Regions from separate parts of the Homo sapiens genome. Here regions 1, 3 and 4 are each linked to region 2. Evidence: chromatin contacts called from ENCODE Hi-C data. All regions are on one chromosome and are shown on one strand. Each heading gives the region's core, a stretch centred on a gene start or an enhancer-like site at or near the end of the contact. The rest is flanking DNA. Distances are from core to core; before and after follow the strand shown.

Region 1 (2,865 bases), core at 309-2,808, 540 kb before region 2:
TGGAAGAAGAGGACTCAAAATCAAAAGAAACTTGAGATATTGTAACACCCAAATGTAATATGTACATTCTGATTCAAACATACCAATTGTGACATACAAAGAAGAGTACGTTTACAAGTAACAATCCAAAAAGAAAATTTCTCCAAAACCCATTATTGATATAGTGCCATAGAACACTTTGATGTTAAATAATATGATTTTCATGTAATAGTAATAAAAATATACCCTGCAAAATAAAAAACAGTAGTCTGAGATGTATGAGTTCTAATTATGATTATTGTTCTGTGAACTTGAACACATTACATAATACAGTCAGCTGTAAAATGGAAAGACCAATACCTCATGAAATGGTTATTCAAAGCACCTAATAAAAGTTATGGTAAAAACATGCTAAGCGTAAGTGCTAAAGCTACAGCTTTCAAATAATAGTCCCATAGTGTGGTGGGCAACCTCTGGGGTGGCCCTCAGTGATCTTCTCCTGCTGAGATTCCCACCCTTATGTAACTCCCTTCCCTTGAGTATGATGTCACTTCACAAATTAGGTTACAAAAAGGGGCCAGGCCTGTAATCCTGTAATCCCAGCACTTCGGGAGGCCAAGGCAGGTGGATCACCTGAGGTCAGGAGTTTGAGACCAGCCTGGCCAGCATGGTGAGACCCGGTCTCTACTAAAAATACCAAAATTGGCCAAGCGTGGTGGCGGGCACCTGTAATACCAGCTACTCAGGAGGCTGAGGCATGAGAATCTCCTGAACCTGGGAGGTGGAGGTTGCAGTGAGCTGAGATCATGCCACTGCACTCCAGCCTGGGTGACAGAGCAAGACTCTGTCTCAAAAAATAAAATAAAATAAAATAAAAATACAAAAATTAGCCGGGTGAGTTGTGGCCAGGCGTGGTGGCTCATGCCTGTAATCCCAATGCATTGGGAGGCCAAGGCAGGTGACCACAAGGTCAAGAGTTCATGACCAGCCTGGCCAACAGGGTGAAACCCCGTCTCTACTAAAAATACAAAAAAATTAGCCGGGCGTGGTGGTGGGCACCTGTAATCCCAGCTACTCAGGAGGCTGAGGCATGAGAATCTCTTGAACCCAGGAGGCAGAGGTTGCAGTGAGCCGAGATCAGGCCACTGCACTCCAACCTGGGTGACAGAGCAAGACTCTGTCTAAAAAGAAACAAAAAAGAAGAACAAAGAAATTAGGTTACAAAAAGATTAGGATTCGAGGTTAAGTTACCAGCAGAAGGATAATGAATGAAAAAAGTCATCAGTCTATCCCTACCTCTACACAGATTTTGCCTAAAGTAATCTCAGATCGTGACCTTGAACTGTTGATTTTGGGAGCTGGGTGATGGATAACAGAAAGGATCATTGTATGTTTCACTGGACTATTTTTAAAATCTTAACCATGTTTTTTTTTTTGAGACGGAGTTTCACTCTTGTTGTGAAACAGACCTCCAGAACTCTTTCACCTTGCAGAACTGAAACTCAATACCCATTAACCAACAGCTCTCCTTTTCCCTTCCCCATAGCTCCAGGTAACCATCATTCCTTCCACTTTCTGTTTCTATGAGTTTGACTCCTCCAGAAACCTCATGTAGGTGGAATCTACAGTATTTGTCCTCAAGGTTCATCTATGTTATAGCTTGTGACAGGATTTTCTTCCTTTTTGAGGCTGCATAGTATTCCATCATGTATATATACCAAATTTTGTTTATCTATTCATTCATTGATGGATATTTGGGTTGCTTCCACCTCTTGGCTATTGTGGATAATGCTGTCATGAACATTGGTTTGCAAATATCTCTTCGAGAGCCTTCTTTTATTTCTTTTGGATATGTACTCAGAAGTGAGGTTGCTGGGTCATATGGTAACGGTATTTTTAAATTTGTGAGAAACCATCATGCTGTTTTTCATGGTAATCACACCATTTTGCTATCCCGCCAGCCATTCACAGGGTTTCCAATGCCTCCACATCCCCACCAACATTTGCCATCTTCTGGGGTTTTTTTGGGTGGGGGATTGGGGGGAATAGTAGCTATCCTAATGGGTGTTAGGTGGTATCTCATTGAGGTTTTGATTTGTATTTTTCTAATGATCAGTGATGTTGGGTATCTTTTCATGTACCTGTTGGCCACGTGTATGTCATCTTTGGAAAAATGTCTATATAACTCCCTTGCCCATTTTTTATAGTTTTTTTTCTTTTTTTCATTAAACTTTTTATTATTTTTATTTTATTTATCTTTTTTTTTACAGAGACAGGGTCTTGCAATATTCCTCAGGCTCACCTTGAATTCCTGGACTTAAGTGATCCTCCCAATTCAACCTCTTGAGTAGCTTTTGACTACAGGCGTGCACCACTGTGCCTAGGTTTTTGCCCATTTTTAAATAGGATTATTTGATATTTTGTTGTTGAGTTGTAGAAATTACTTATATATTAAATAATTGTGAATATTTTGGATGTTAACCTCTTACCAAATATATGATTTACAAACGTTTTCTTCCATTTTGTAGGTTGCCTTTTTACTCTGTTGATTGTGTCTTTCGATGCACACAAGTTTTTAAGTTTGAGGTAGTCTCATTTGTCTTTCTTTCTTTCTTTCTTTCTTTCTTTCTTTCTTTCTTTCTTTCTTTTTCTTTCTTTTTCTTTCTTTCTTCCTTTTTTAAGAAAGGCAGAGTGCCACATGCAGCACCTCATTTGGATGTGTCTGGAGTCTTGGAAGCTTAACTACCCTACATTCTCCTACAAATGGACCTTGAGAGCTTGTTTGAAGGTTCTAGCCGGGGAGTGCAGCTACTCTTATACCCTTGACCGGAGACCAGTCCTCCTCTATCTGGGATGGTTGTCCTCTTAAACCAAGCGCACAGCTTC
Region 2 (3,283 bases), core at 304-2,803:
TCAAATGCAAGGGCGTTTAAAGAACTACCTGTTAATGCACAAAACTATGTTCGATTTATTGAAGATGAGCTTCAAATTCCAGGTAAACATAAACACTTTGTGAATAAGTTTTTTCTTTTCTCTCTCTCTCTTTTTTCTTTTTTTTTTTTTGAGACGGAGTCTCGCTCTGTCCCAGGCTGGAGTGCAGTGGCGGGATCTCGGCTCACTGCAACCTCTGCCTCCTGGGTTCAAGCTATTCTCCTACCTCAGCCTCCCGAGTAGCTGGGATTAGAGGTGCGCGCCACCACGCCTGGCTAATTTTTGTATTTTTAGTAAGAGACGGGGTTTCACCATGTTGGCCAGGCTGGTCTCTCCTGACCTCTTGGTCTGCCCACCTCAGCCTCCCAAAGTGCTGGGATTACAGGCATGAGCCAGCATGCCCGGCCAACTGTCTTTTCTTTTAACTTGCCTATGTGCCTTTGAAATAGAATAAAGGAAAGATCATTGTTACTTTACAGAGTGCACATGATTTGCATAAATGCCCAGGAAGATACAAAGTAATATTTTTATTCCTTAAAGTAAATACGATGCTCATCTTTAAATAGAAGATAATAGATTACTTCTCACCCTTTCTGACCCTGTCTTTAATTCTTAGTCTGTTTTTTTTTTATCCTGTGACATTGTCTCATTCACTTCTCCCTCTTAATAACAAATCCTCATGTATCTCTACCACCACAAAAAATGTTGTGTGTTTTTGGGGGGTTAAAAATGGTTTATGGTTTGTTTGGGTTAAATTACCCTTGAGATTTGGAGTTTCCTGAATATACACTGGGAAATAATTGGTATAGAAAATGGGAAATCTCACTAGAAAAAAATGTAAGAAAAAATTTTTAAAAATAATTAAGCCTATTTATTAAAGAACAAATATAAGATGGCGAGGGAGTTAGGCATAACAACGTATGGCTGTATCTAGTTATGTGAAGTCATTCTTTTAACAGATGGCTTTTTCCTTGTATCGTTTTGTTGGCATTGATGGATATTTGAAACATAAGAAAAAGTGAAGTGTGTGGGATGTGTCCTCCGTGTAAAATCTCTTTTGCCTTGTGCTTCGTTTCCAGCATGATTCTTGTTTTCCAAATTACTAGTTGCCCCTCCCAGCATGATGTCAAATTTAGTAAGCATATTTGCTTACTGCTCTTGGTCAGCATTTTCTTGAAATATAAACAGCAGTGAGTCTAACAAAAATCTGTAAAATACCACGAAGGTTGATCCTAACAGTACCTTATGGAAGCTGGCAATTCTGCAAATAATCTGAAACCATGTGATGCAGATGATTCGATTTCCATAGACTCCTGTAGTGGGCAGTTTCTGAGGCTGTGCAAGTTAAAATCATATTCTCATCTAGATGTTGAAGATGCTTATCTTGGCCTGTTATCAGGAACTTGATCACCAACTTTCTGTAGGTCTCTGCTGGTGTTGGTCAATATTTTACTATCCTAAGTCATTAGGAAAGTGAAAATATTGCACAGTTAAAAAGGGAACAGTAAGGCATACTGTCCTGTGCTGGGTCTTATTTGTACATCCTGTTTAGAAATCGGCACAGTCTGCTAACAGAATAGAGAACAGCAAAAAGGCACATAGGGAAAAGTTATGGTGATACTGAGAAAAGTAGGGGACTACCTGTTTTAATCCCAACGAGTGAACATTAGAGATGAATTGATTCAATTCCTTTTCTCTTTGTATTCTCCTAGTTAAGTGGATTGGTGTTGGTAAATCCAGAGAATCTATGATTCAACTCTTTTAATGATTGCCAGTAATGCAAGAAACACTCCTTGAGAGGGAGGGGAAAAGACTTTCTTAAATATTTCATTTATGACCTGCAAATTCAAGAATAAAGACACTGAAGTAAGTTTGAAGCCCTACAGTTGTTTCCAGTCTTTTCAGATGGATGCCTACTGTGGAGATTAACTTTGGCATATTCCAGTGTCAGCTTTCTTTAGCTGGAATTGCCAAATCATTTGTTGCTCCTGCTGCTCTCATGGTGCCACGTTTTTTTTTTCAATGTTTAGTAATAGTATAATCCATGTTGTTTGATATCAAAAGTAGAATTACTTTTAATGTAGTTTTTCTTCATTATTGTCATTGCGTGTTCTTAAGTTTTACCCCTATTAGATGGTAAGAACAATTAATGCAGTTTTGCACAAATATTTTTACATTCTGATCATTCAGTTCTGTCATTGTAATCTTTGTTGTTAGAAACAAATGATGAAAACATAGGGGTTCTGTAAACTTTTGTAATGCTATGAATTCTGTTTAAATTTTGGGCTGTCTATTTTCTGCTGAAACCATGCAAAATTGAGCTTTGGTGGGGCTGGGAGGGGGTTATGTATTCATGGGACCTTTAATTTGTACAGAACACAGAACTTATTTCTGTCAGTTATTTAATACATTGAAAATTTAGTGAAATGTTCAAAGAGAATAGATGTTTCCCAAAACAACAATCTTTATGTTAAAAATAGTCATTAAAAGATCTGTTGTAATATATGGTGGATATTTTTCTTTAATTTCAAACATTACCTCTGAAATGTGTATCTTTTCTTTTTTATCTTACCATTAATTTTAAATCTAGTGGATTGGTTTTCAACATCGTGCCTGCCGATATGCCTACAGAATCATCTGTAAGTGTCAAAATGAACCCACGTTGTTAGCCATAATTTTGATTATGCCTTTATTTCTCCTTTCTTGAAAAAAAAAAGGTGTTATTTTGACAATTAGGCATAACATTGTTTTGTAGATTATCTTTTAATGAACTATTTTAAATGTTAAATTAGGTGCCACTTAAATTTATTTTATTACACCATGAATAGCTGATTAAAAGAACCAAATATTTCTAGTATGCTTTGCGTATTGTGTTTTTGTTCTACTAAGAGAGGTTAGTAATAGTATATAGGAAGGAGCTTTATCTCTGTAGTGTAATACTTAGTTCAAGAAAAATTCTCAAATAGGAGCAGTATCGTTAGACTCAATAAGTATAAAGAACAATACAGATTATCCTACAAGCCAATTACTGATAGTAATGACTTACATGTAAAAATAATTTATAATGAATATATAATTTCTGTTTAATAGAGAATGAATGGGCTTTTAAAGTCTGCATTCTTATCTTGGTTGCAAGTATTGCACTGTTAAAATGTATTTTTAGTAATGGTTCAGAGACAGATACAAAGAACTCATTCTCCTTTTCAAGTATATGTGTTAGACTCTTCCTAGGTATTGGGTATGCAGTGGTGACAGGAGCACAGTC
Region 3 (2,855 bases), core at 334-2,833, 810 kb after region 2:
ATTTGGGGAGAATTGACAGTTTCACAGTGTTGTCTTCTGATTCATAAATATGGTATATGTTTTCCCATTATTTAAGTCTTTAATTTCTTTCAACAATATTATGTAGTTTTTAGTGTACAGGTCTTGAAAGTTTTAAAAATTTATCCTTAGGGATACTTTATAATTATTTTATGTTTTTAAGTTATAAATGGTTTATCAGTCATTATTAAAAATTTCAATTTGTAGTTGATTCTTGCTAATATATAGACATACAGTTGATGTTTACTTATTAGCCATACTAATATTAGTTTTAGTAGTCTTTTATTGTAAATATATTGGATTTCTCTATGTAGATGATCATGTCAGGTGAGAACAAAGACAGTTTTACTGCTATTTTCTAATATGTGTACATTTCCTTGCCTTATTAAACTATCCAGGATGTTTAGAACAGTGTTAAAGAGCAGGATAAGAGCAAATATCCTTGCTTTATACCTAATTTTAGGGCAGAAGCATTCATACTGTCACCATTAACCATGTTGTTAGCTGTAGATTTTTCGTAGATGCTCTTTATTAAAAGTTGAAGAATTTCTATTAGTAATTTGATGAGTTTAAATAATCTTAGTTTGATTAGCTCTGCTTCTTTGTTCTTATGGTGGTAGCTTTAGGGTTTAGAATATGTATCTTTTCTCATCACGGTAGACTTTCAAACAATATGCTGTGTCACTTTACCTGTACTGTAAGAACCTTATAACAGCATACGTCTATTTTCTTACCTTCTATCTGAACCTTAAAAGGCATACATCTGTTTCCCTGCCTTCTGTCTTTTGTGCAGTTGTTCTCAGACATTTTACTTCCATGTATTTTTTAACCTTTACAATACACTGTTTTTGCCTTAAGCAATTATCTTTAAAATAATTTTTAATAGAAAAAATGTTTTATATTCATAAAGTAGTCATTTTAAGTGTTCTCTTTTCCTTTGTGTTGGTATACATTTTCATCTATTACATTTTCCTTTTGCATAAAAACTTCCTTTAGCATTTGTTTTTGTAGTGCAGGTCTGATAGCCGTAACTTTTGTTAGCTTTTATTTGTGTGAGAAAATCTGCATTTTGTCTTAAGATGTTTCCCTTTCTTTAAAACAGTTTTGCTGAGTTAATAACAAATTATAAATAATTTGTACATATTTAAAGTGTACAATCTGATAACTTTTGACCCATGAAATCATCACCACGATAAAAATAACATCCCCACAAATGTTCTCCTATACAGGAGATTTTAGGAGGAAAGGTGCATTTGAACTAAATCTTCAAGAACAGGTATGTTCCCCAAATAAGATTAGCTCATTCAATCAAAAGTATGTATTAAATGCTTACTGCGTTCGCTAGGATGAATAAAACAGTCATGATTTCTAGAAGGAGATGCATATTATAAAATAATAAAACAAAATAAACCCAATAAATATAATGGCAACAGAGTGCTGTAGTATGAGAGAGAATGATGGAGAACCTACTATAAATTTAGTTATCTCTTTGAGGAAGTAGTGTTAGGTTGACATTTGAAGGGTATGTGGGAAGGAACTTCCTGTGCTCTGATGAGAGAAGCCTGTTGAGCATGAGACTTTAGGGCACGGCTGTAGATGCAGTCATCTTTTTGCAAGGATGGGCTGAATACCTGTTCACTTACTAAACCGTGGGAGTACAGCTACACTCTAGTGCAGTTCCTGTTAGGCTATTATGAGAGAGAGTTATGGAGAAAATTTCTTCCTAATAGAATGATGAAATATGCTTGTATATTTAGTAGTTTGAGTTAATGCATTTTACATTACTGTATTCCTATAGCATGGCTAAGCTTAACAATAAAAAAAAACTATGTAGTCTTTGCCTTTATAAAGGAACTTAACTTGATAAAGATAAGCTCCCTATTTTAGCAGCAAATAATTCACTTTCCTTTTTGAACAAAGATAAGATTATTCAACTATTATATATGATTTTTAATACTTCCAATGAAAATATTTTACCTCAAAAACCTTAAGGATGATTTTTCTTATAATTTTTTGAGAGGTATTTCTGAATTTAATTTTATTTTTTGCAATACATATTTATGAAGAATATAATATGTGTCATATACTAGGCATGGTGCTGAAGATGCAAAGATATGGTGTACTGTCATAATTTTCTCATTTTCCTATGCCTTTGCCAAGAAAAAAATAGAGCATTAAATTTATAATAAGCATAAATCAGTACATTAATTATTAGTACATTTATTTGAAACCTTTGAATAATTTTTTTCTATTGCAAAAGTGATAATGTACATTCATTACAGAGAACTTCAAAAAGCCAAAAAAATTATTTTAATTCTGTCAAAAAAGTTCTTATTGAATGCTGCTTTCTTCAAGGCAGGCACTGTACTATGTGCTTAGTATACTACATGAGCAAGACAGATGGTCTCTGCATTTAAGAAGGGCATAGGCCAGGCCCAGTGGCTCATGCCCAGCACTTTGGGAGGCCAAGGCAGGAGGATCACTTGAACCCAAGAGTTCAAGACCAGCCTGAGCAACATAGGGAGACCCTGTATCTACCAAAATAGTTAAAAATTAGCCAGGTGTGGTAGCCAGTGCCTGTGCTCCCAGCTACTCGAGAGACTGAAGTGGGAAGATTGAGTGAGCCCAAGAGGTTGAGGCTGCAGTGAGCCATCATGCGACTGCACTTCAGCCTTGGCAACAGAGTGAGACCCTGTCACCAAAACAAAACAAAACAAAACAAAAATGCATAGTATTCTGGGGAATGGATATTAAATAATTACAAGTATTTTTTGAGGTATGAAACAGAAGATAAAAACCACTCTAAATCTTACCATCTAGAAATAATTGCTAATACC
Region 4 (2,855 bases), core at 177-2,676, 680 kb after region 2:
CTAGTATTTTGAATTCCACCCTTTTAATCTTTTCAAAATCTCAAATCATTACCTCTCTTGTATTACCAGTCTCTCCCTCTCTGCTTTATCATTCACACCGGCATATAAAGGTGCAATAGTATCTTCCATCCTAAAAAGAAAAGCCCCCTCTTGACATATTGCTTCCCATTCTGCTACTGCCTCTATTTCTGCTTCTCTTTTAATAAAATTTTATTGCATGGTTTGTCCACACTGGCATCTTTCATATTCTCACCTTGTAGTTAATTTTCTGCCCTAAACTCTAGTTTATTTGGATTTCTTACTCCTCTGAAGAGTCTAGTAAAAATCATTGACATCCGCGTGAACATTTTTCTCTTTCTTTTTCTCCATCTCTTAATATCATTCAGCACAAGTAGCAACTCAATTCTTGAAACCCAACCTTGGTTTCTCCTAACTCATTGGCTCTTCCTTTCTGATCTTGTATCAGTTCTTGATACACTACCTGATGCCTACTTATTGGAGGGCCATGTGACTCCATGGAGGACTCCTTTCCCTAAGGAAAAACTAAGTTTCCCTGAAGTCCTTTTTGTCTCTAATAACTTTTTACCTCTTCTGGGATGTCTGGCATATGACTCTTGCCTTAGAGTCCATAGACTGCAAATGAGTTTGTGCTTTTAATGACACGTACTTTAAAACTCATTGATCTTAGTTTTATTAAGTCTTTAGATTTTTGAAAATTTTCTTTCAAGTGGTTATTCTTTGAAATCGTGAAGAACTGACAGCATATGACCAGACAGTTTTTCTACAAAAGCATTGGGATTGCCTGTCCTGTCCTATCTGTTCCCATAAAGTTTTAGGTGAAATACAAAGGTTTATGATCTAAATTCACAATTGCTAGTATGATGCATTAGCACACCATAAGTTCACAGTACTCTTTGCACTATATTCCTGAATGATTAAAACTTACAGCTGGCATAGTATCAAGTGCTGGCTGCCCAAGTGTCTCCCTCACAACCTATAGATAGAGTTTATTGCCTGTCACAGAAAGGGAGTACACCACCTGGTTAGAACTTTGGCGGTTTCTTGGAGGGAAGAAAGCAAGGATAGTATGTACTGAGAATCAAAGTTTGGTTGAGGTTGAGTGAATACTGGGTGTGTGTGTGTGTTTGATTAAAATTGGATGATGACCATTATGCAACAGCAAGGGATTCAAAAAATCTTACATACTGTTGGGGCTTTCTATTGAATCGTTGATGCGTGTTTCAGGAGTTTGCTGTGATGAACAATCAAACCGTTTGCCAGGGTGAGGCTCTCCCTGAATAGTCAAGTCATGTTAACGTACACTGTGAGTTGTTTAGGGAGTTGATAGTTTTAGTCTTCAAGTTGTATGTGGTTTCTGTTAAACTATTAATGTCATAGGACTACAACATACTACTTCAAGCTCTTAAAATGGCTTTCCCTTATTTTTGAGAGATGTAGCTGAGTGCTGCTTATAGTCAGGTCAATTCTTATAAAACACCAACATCCCTCTATGCCTAAATATCAAATCAGTGTTATAATTATTTTTTTAAACTAAGATTATATCAAATTTTTTAGTTTGATACTTACAAAATAGTTATGATGCTTTTTTTTCTTGGTTCTCTTTTTTTCTTTGCTAGAAAGACTTTGAACTATAAGGATGGAGGTTCCTTTTCTGCAGACTTAAGAAAGAGGATGTGAAACTTGGTGTCATGAGTTCTAAATACCTCAAGTTATTGTTGCAAGAATAGGGTTTTCAGTTTTGCAATTTCAGCCTATAAATTACAATGAAGAGTAAGAGTCCTTATAATAATAAACTTTTGGGGCTGGGAGCAGTGGCTGACACCTGTAATCCTGGCAATTTGGGAGGCTGAGGTGGGAGGATCATTTGAGGCCAAGAGTTCTAGACCTTCCTGGGCAACATAGCAAGACCCTATCTCCACAAAAAGTGAACAAAATTAGCCACGCATGGTAGTGCATGCCTGAAGTCCCAGCTACTTGGGAGGATTGCTTGAGTCAGGAGGTCAAGGCTGTGTTGAGCTGAGATTGTACCATCGCACTCCAGCCTGGGCAACAGAGCAAGACCCTGTCTCAATCAATCAATCAATCAATCAACTAACTTACTTTTGGTATTGTATGCTGATTTATGAAGGTTGAACCTAGGATTAAATGTTGTCTTTTGTCTGCCCTTTATTTTTCTTCCCTTAACAGATGCCATGTTGAGCTGCCTTGTCCTGATTTTGACCCACAATGTGTATTCAGCCTCAGCACTTATTATGTAGGTTAGGCTCCTTTTAAATGTTAATGTTTCACATTTATGCTTGTGTGAATTGCTCATTTTCTGTCATAACCTGGGGGTATGGAAGGAATCTGTTGAAGACCAAGGAGGTGGGCTTTACCACAATACTGACATCTCTTCTCAGCTCAGGCAGGGAGCCTTGGCTAGGCCACCTATTGCCACTGCCTAAGTAGAAGGTGATTGGCAGAATCTTATCTGCTTTGCTTTGACTTTTCATTGCCAGAGTTTGTTGAAGGATGCCAGATGTTTGGGAAAACAAGTTTCTTTTTGCTTTCTATCCCTATTCTTGCCAAATTCTTACCTGTTTTTTCATGAGGATGCCCTGGCTTGCAAGAAAAAGCAAGAAAAATAAAAACATAAGTTTGATTCTTAATTTGAGCATTCTGACCCATTTTCAGCTTTATATATCCTTGGTCCATTTTTCTTCCTGTTATTTTGACAACTCTCATGGCTGTGGGACTGAGTGCTTGTTCATAGATAAATGTTAACTTTCTTTTGGGTTGAAAAAGAGAATATTGGTTGCTAAGTTGAGCAACCACAGACTGAGATTTTCAGAAAA

The links. A loop is a pair of places that touch in the nucleus more often than their neighbours do. Pooled maps may share reads with other maps.
Region 1: a map with no recorded cell type shows a loop between it and region 2 (5-fold over the local background). The contact joins two enhancer-like sites. A Hi-C loop is called at or near these places in 4 of 37 single-sample maps with no recorded cell type and 3 of 50 pooled maps.
Region 3: a map with no recorded cell type shows a loop between it and region 2 (6-fold over the local background). The contact joins two enhancer-like sites. A Hi-C loop is called at or near these places in 6 of 37 single-sample maps with no recorded cell type and 4 of 50 pooled maps.
Region 4: a loop to region 2 is called in a map with no recorded cell type, with 16 times the contacts of the local background. The contact joins two enhancer-like sites. A Hi-C loop is called at or near these places in 4 of 37 single-sample maps with no recorded cell type and 3 of 50 pooled maps.

Annotation. Positions count from the first base shown.
Region 1 is chr1:244,944,009-244,946,873 of GRCh38, reverse strand. It overlaps the pseudogene RN7SKP55. Among named protein-coding and RNA genes, the nearest start is that of DRC8, 24 kb to the left of the region's middle. Within about 2 kb of position 1,558, at least 3 of the 41 ENCODE cell types and tissues checked have a DNase peak (open chromatin) inside an H3K27ac peak, as active enhancers do.
Region 2 is chr1:244,408,086-244,411,368 of GRCh38, reverse strand. It overlaps ADSS2 (adenylosuccinate synthase 2), which reads left to right. Exons shown (of 13, transcript NM_001126.5): 12 at 1-82; 13 at 1,731-2,875. The coding sequence ends at 1,783. Among named protein-coding and RNA genes, the nearest start is that of ADSS2, 42 kb to the left of the region's middle. Within about 2 kb of position 1,553, at least 2 of the 41 ENCODE cell types and tissues checked have a DNase peak (open chromatin) inside an H3K27ac peak, as active enhancers do.
Region 3 is chr1:243,597,384-243,600,238 of GRCh38, reverse strand. The region is part of intron 8 of AKT3 (AKT serine/threonine kinase 3); the gene reads left to right. Among named protein-coding and RNA genes, the nearest start is that of AKT3-IT1, 200 kb to the left of the region's middle. Within about 2 kb of position 1,583, at least 6 of the 41 ENCODE cell types and tissues checked have a DNase peak (open chromatin) inside an H3K27ac peak, as active enhancers do.
Region 4 is chr1:243,726,547-243,729,401 of GRCh38, reverse strand. The region is part of intron 2 of AKT3 (AKT serine/threonine kinase 3); the gene reads left to right. Among named protein-coding and RNA genes, the nearest start is that of AKT3-IT1, 66 kb to the left of the region's middle. Within about 2 kb of position 1,426, at least 3 of the 41 ENCODE cell types and tissues checked have a DNase peak (open chromatin) inside an H3K27ac peak, as active enhancers do.